Linked DNA regions of Mus musculus: region 1 is linked to region 2. The links are chromatin loops, found by intact Hi-C in ENCODE. Cell type or tissue: heart. All regions are shown on one strand. Links, peaks and the distances in the headings refer to the core of each region. The heading gives the core; the rest is flanking DNA. Region 1 has its middle 7.7 kb from the start of Npm1. Region 2 holds the start of Ubtd2 (ubiquitin domain containing 2).

Region 1 (2,911 bases), core at 327-2,826, 720 kb before region 2:
ACATGATTTGATTTGATTTGATTACCGTTAGATCATTTTACTTTGTAACGTATAGGGAGGAGGGGGAGGGATGTTGCAGGTCTGACCCTGCTTACTAGGAAATATTTAAGGAAGGATGTTTTATTTATTAGCATAAAGAGACACTGTGGGTTACTGGGTGATTAAAATGACGATTCAGCTGCCACACTTGTCAAAAATACAGCTGTAATTCAATAGCAAGGCGACAGTAAGTCTCTGAGTTGATCTATGCTTCAGTGGACTGGTTCTGAAAGCAGACATTGCCTTCTCAGAGTGACCTCCACAGATCCCGATAATTGCACATTATCAAAAAAAAAAAAAAAAAACCAAAAAAACAAACAGCAACAGCAGTAAACCTACAGAGCGATTCTCAATTATGAATTTGCTTTCTATCTGTGGGAGGCCCAGTATTTTATCTTCCTATTTCCAACATTCCAAATCAATAACCAAGAATGATATTTAATGTCTCTAATCTTTGTGGGCAACACAATATGATTTTTTTATTTTGGAAAACAGAGAGCAGAGTCAGTGGATGTGGTACATGAGAAGAAGGACAGATGGAGGGGTCCAGTGACCCCACGCCCATCCCGGGGCCCTGACAGGAGCCTCACGGTTAAGCAAAGGAAGAACCAGGCAAGGGGGGCTGCGAGATCAAGCAGCCCACGGAGGAGGGGAAAAGTTGAGTGGAGGGGCTGGGGATTGGGCGTCTGAGACCACACAGGACCACACTTGTCTCACTTGCCTTGTTTCAAAAACCAAAACAGAACAAAAAAATTAAGACAGCAAATTAAGAAGAAAATTCAATAAACACAGGAGTACCAGCACTTACAGAGTCGCTAAGTGCTGTGTTCGGTAAATACCCTGTCCCATTTAATACAGAAAGCTCAAAAGTGAAAAAGGAAAAGAAAATTGCTTTTTAAAACATCAAATTGAGCATGATTATTATTTTGTGCTCCTGTTCTTTTGTTTTGTGCCAATTAAGTCCCACAAGTAACCTGTGTTCTTTGAACCACTTCTAGCAGGGTGGGACATGAAATTGGCTGGTTTCACTTGTTAGTAAAATAATTTAGTGCAATCTCACTGCCTCTATTTTATCAGCCAGGCAGTGGAGGTACACACCTATAACCCCAGCACTCCGGAGGCAGAGGCAGGTGGATCTGAGTTTGAGGCCAGCCTGGTCTACAAAGTGAGATCCAGGACAGCCAGGACCACACAGAGAAACCCTGTCTCGGAAAAAACAAAACAAAAACAAAAACAAAAAACCTTACTTTTTAGAAGACAATATCTGATGGTAATTTCACCTTGCTTGCACGTAGATATGACAAACCAACTCTATAAAACAGCTTGTTGCATGCTCCTTTTCATAACGGGTTTATGGCCATGAGCCACAAAGTAAATAATCAATTTGTTCTTTATTCTTCCACACTGTGTTCTTTGCCATTCAGGATGAAGTTAGTGATACTTCAAGGTAAAACATTATAGGTTCTGATTTACTTTAATTCCACTTCAGGATACGCTACAGACTCATCTCCATTACTTTAATGCAGTAACTGGTTCTGCTGGTCAATAAACCTTTACGGGCAAAGGAGCGGGTTAGCCCTACAGCGCCCTCTGCTGTAATTGCTGGACTTTACCGCTCTTTCTGACGATGGAGAGGAGAGGAACTCATCTTTTTGACAAAGGGTGGGTCATTCCAGATGCAGATCAGGATGCAGAACCGGAACGCTGACAGTGGGCCCAAATCCAAGCCAACTTGGAGGTTCCCTGACTGAGTCCCAGGACTTTCTATCCTCCCTTCCAGCTGCCTGCTTCCACCACGTATTGGGCCTTTTACATTTAAGGCTTCCAGACCTGACTCTTGCATTTCATCATGCCCAGCCCAGTCATGACTTATCTCCCTATTGTCTAGTCGCCTTGAGGGGATCATCATCTTCATTCAATTGTTCAGCCCACACTTAGGAGCTGTGATTTCTTTCTCTCCTGTGACATTGAGAAGACAATTCTCAGCCGGGCGGTGGTGGCACACTTCTTTAATCCCAGCACTTAGGAGGCAGAGGCAGGTGGATTTCTGAGTTCAAGGCCAGCCTGGTCTACAAAGTGAGTTCCAGGACAGCCAGGGCTACACAGAGAAACCCTGTCTCGAAAAACCAAACAAAACAAGAGAGAGAGAGAGAGAGAGAGAGAGAGAGAGAGAGAGAATTCCCCAATAGATACAAAGGACTAAAGAAGAAGCAGGAAGAGAAAACACAGAATGTATTTACTACAGAAAGTGAGATGTGCTGATGAAAAAGAGAGAATGTGGATAGCCCTGAACTAGGACCAGTTTGTACTATCCCAGACCCCCTTTGGGGGGTGAGATAGATTTGGGTTGTTTTTTGTTTTTTTGACACCCTTCAGCCTCTGGGGGTGGGGGGAAGAACAGAGGACCCTGTTGTGAATTCCTCAGACACACTCACCTCCTCCCCTACTTTCTGACATGGATGCTGCTTATGGCTCACCTTAAAGAAGGATTGCTCTCCGTCCAACAATCTAGTTCATGATGTGACCCATGGCTTCAGAAAGGACATCTGTGTCATAACCTGAGGGGTCACACCCGTACCAGTATCACTCACTCACCAGTGGCAAATTTTCCCATTCTTGGAGGCCATAATCTTCATTCATTAAACATGCTAATCAAAAATGGCATACACAAACAGTTTTCTTTTTTTTTCTTTCTTTTTTTTTTTAAGATTTATTTATTGATTATATGTAAGTACACTGTAGCTGTCTTCAGATACACCAGAAGAGGGAGTCAGATCTTGTTACGGATGGTTGTGAGCCATCATGTGGTTGCTGGGATTTGAACTCAGGACCTTTGGAAGAGCAGTCGGGTGCTCTTACCTGCTGAGCCATC
Region 2 (2,911 bases), core at 183-2,682:
TACATCAGGGCTATCCCGTGTCCTTTCCCCAGAAGAAAAAGACGGGGTACTCCCTCTTTTAAAACTTCTCTTTAGAAAAACTGCAGATTATGGTCCAGAAAACTTAAATGTTGAAAGAAACAGATATTAGAGCTATCTAACTGTAGGCTACTGGTAGAAATTATCTAAAGCTAGGATTTCATGCTTCTAAAAGCTCATGCTAATACTGTGATTGGATCCTAAGTTGCACTGCCAAAAGGCTCAATCTTAAAGGAATATTATAATTTTAACATATGTCAAAGTTATACTGAATGCTAGTAAGTACTAGCATGCTTAACTGGTACCATCTGATCACTGATCTGCCCTCAGCCCAGTGGTATCACGCCCTTTCTACACTTGGGCTTTGTTGTCAAAAGGACCTCACCAAGTAAATAGGCTGTGACGTGAAATCCACTACAAAGGAGCATTTCCATGGACTACTTTTTCACGACAGTTTTCACTGAGTTCTCAAATAACTTGCCCAACATTTAGTGACAGAGATTTTAGTGAAGTGGAACGGCTAAAACATCACGTAAAAAGGGAAATGTCTTGTACAAAAGTTGGGTGCCTAAGAGTCGTCTCAAGGTGTGAAAAGATGTGCCTATTCTCATGCAACTAAACAACTTTAAAATATGCACCCGATTTGAAGGCACCCAATACAAGGTTCGAATCAAATCATGTTATCCCTGGTTGGTGGCTCTTTTCTACAAGGTTCGAACTTCTACACACTCTATATACTGGATGGGCTCCGCACTTTTAAGGTCAATAAAAGCAGAGTCAATCTTACCACTCCTATCCCTCTACAACGACTACGAATGGAATTAAGAGACCTCTCATCACGGTTACGGTAACCCAGAAGTGCGAGTCGCGTTGGAAAAACTTTTACTCAAAGCACTAATCTTATACTGGGGTACTTTCTATCCTGCACGTTTTCCTTTTACGTAAGACACATCGGAATTTGACGAGTGCGCCCCGACGGCACATTGGGCTAACGCCCCTGGCAGCAGCAGAGAGCCACGTTTTCCTCGGGCCGATCGTCTCCCCCCTCCTCCATAAAACACTGCCCATGGCCACTTGGAGACTTCCCCAACCCAGCTCCAGAAACTGGAACCAACCGGGGCAGCTGTCATCCGAAACTCAGGAAAGCTGAGCCCGGCCAACTCTGCCGACGCGGGAAGGGCTGGGGGTGCGGCGGGGCCCGTCGGGGGCACTCCCGGCTGTCCCCCTCCCCGGCCCCACGAGCCGCAATCCGGCAGCCGAGTTGTCCTCCCAGCTAGAGTACCCCCCAATCCAGGCCTAGGCCCGCGGTCCCGCGTGGGGCCCGAAGCGCGTGGCGGGGCCGACGCAGAGCAGAAACGACAAAGGGGCGCGGGGTCGGGACAGGTGGCCGCCGCCGCGAACAATGGGGGGCCGCGGCTGCCCCCTGGCGCCACCTACCTCCCGTGCCGTCCGAGTTCTCGTTGAGGCTGCCCGAAGAGTCGTGCTGGGCGCCCACGCACCCGCCCATGGGGCCGCGGCCGCCACCTCAGGGCGCTCGTCCCGGCCGCCGCCTCAGCCTGCTCCCGCGTCGCCGCCTCGGGCCAGGCGCCGCTCTCTCGCCGCTCAGCCTCCGCCCCCTCGCCGCTCCTCCCACCGCCTCGCCCAGCCCCTTCCTCCGCGCCCACTTCTACCTCAGCCCCCCGGCCGCCTGGCCCGCAGGCCCGGCCCGCGTGCCTTCCTCGGCTCCCGCTCGGCCCCGCCAGGCCGGGCTTGGCCCATCCCGGGCGGGCCGCAGCGCCCGCTCGCCCCTCACTTCCCCGCGCCCCCGCGTCTAGGCAAGCCCCACCACTGCCGCCGCCGCCACCCGGCTGCCAGGCCCCATCGCCCCCGCCCGCGGCGCCACCCTCAGCCGGGCTCGGCTTGCACTCGGCCGGCCCGCTGGAACGGCCTCGAGGGGCGGGGCCGCGCTCTGATTGGCTGCATGCACCGAGGGGGCGGAGAATACCGAGCAGAACCGAGTGGAGACGAGCGCCCGAGGCCGGGAGAGTAGGGGGCAAGCGGAGGTGGGCCGGAAAGAAGGGGGAGGACTCAAGTAAGGACGAAGTGGCCAGCTCGTCCTTACTTGAGGACGAGGTGGGGCTCCTTCTGGTGTGGCCGGTGGGAGAGGGTACCGAGGAGTCGTAGGAGACTCTGGGTCGTAGACGGGCTGGGCGTGCTTAGAGGGGTTAGCCTGACCGCAAGTCCCTGCACCCCTTGAATTTGTGGAAAGCAGCGAGCTGGCCACCGAGTCTGGGTTTCCCTTACCCCAGGTCCGCAGCCCCTGCCATCACTGCGCCCGCTTGGTAGAGGTGCTCTCTGATTGTGCAGGCCTGTTGTCCCGTGCGGGGAGCGAAGGGGCACGGGTGTGTGTATCGTTCCCACAGGCTTCGCTTTACCGACAATACTACCACTCTAGATCCTGGCATTAGACATCTTAAGTCGTCTTTAGAACAAAGTGAAGTATTAATATTAATACTCTGCATTTTATAAACTAGAATTTGGTACATTGACCACGCCCAACATTCTTGGCGGTTACCATCCCAACCTAAGCCAAACTGTTAATGGCCCCTTTGGAGTTGTGCTCCTTGCTGTGGCGCCTTAACATTTTTATCGGCCTGCTTGGGTGCTTGGGTCTTTGAAAGCATTTTTTTTTCTTTTTTTTTTTTTTTTTTTTTGCCTAAGCTGTTCCACTTTTATGCCAGACTTTCCTTTTATAAAACCCTGGGTCAGCTTTTGCTTAGCATTAAAAAAAAAATTTTTTTTAAGTGAAATACCTAAGAAAGAGACAGTCTGCTTCTTAGGATTTGCATTTAAATGTATTCTCATGCACTGCTGGTGGGAGTGTAAATTGGTTCAATCTTTTTGCAAAGGTTTG

The links. Peaks named below come from ENCODE experiments on the same cell type or tissue, not always from the same donor. Only the 100,000 strongest peaks of a DNase experiment are listed, where the experiment ranks them.
Region 1: a loop joins it to region 2, with 2.6 times the contacts of the local background. A loop is called at or near these places in 2 of 42 quality-filtered maps.

Annotation. Positions count from the first base shown.
Region 1 is chr11:33,169,431-33,172,341 of GRCm38, reverse strand. No RefSeq gene overlaps it. Among named protein-coding and RNA genes, the nearest start is that of Npm1, 7.7 kb to the right of the region's middle. In heart, for the core only: a CTCF peak has its summit at 1,627 (motif pointing left); no DNase peak of the experiment used is centred there; H3K27me3 peaks cover 1,815 bases.
Region 2 is chr11:32,454,091-32,457,001 of GRCm38, reverse strand. It overlaps Ubtd2 (ubiquitin domain containing 2), which reads right to left and starts at 1,632. Exons shown (of 3, transcript NM_173784.4): 1 at 1,456-1,632. The coding sequence starts at 1,525. In heart, for the core only: a CTCF peak has its summit at 1,439 (motif pointing left); DNase peaks (open chromatin) are centred at 1,041 and 1,951; H3K4me3 peaks cover 2,500 bases; H3K27ac peaks cover 2,289 bases.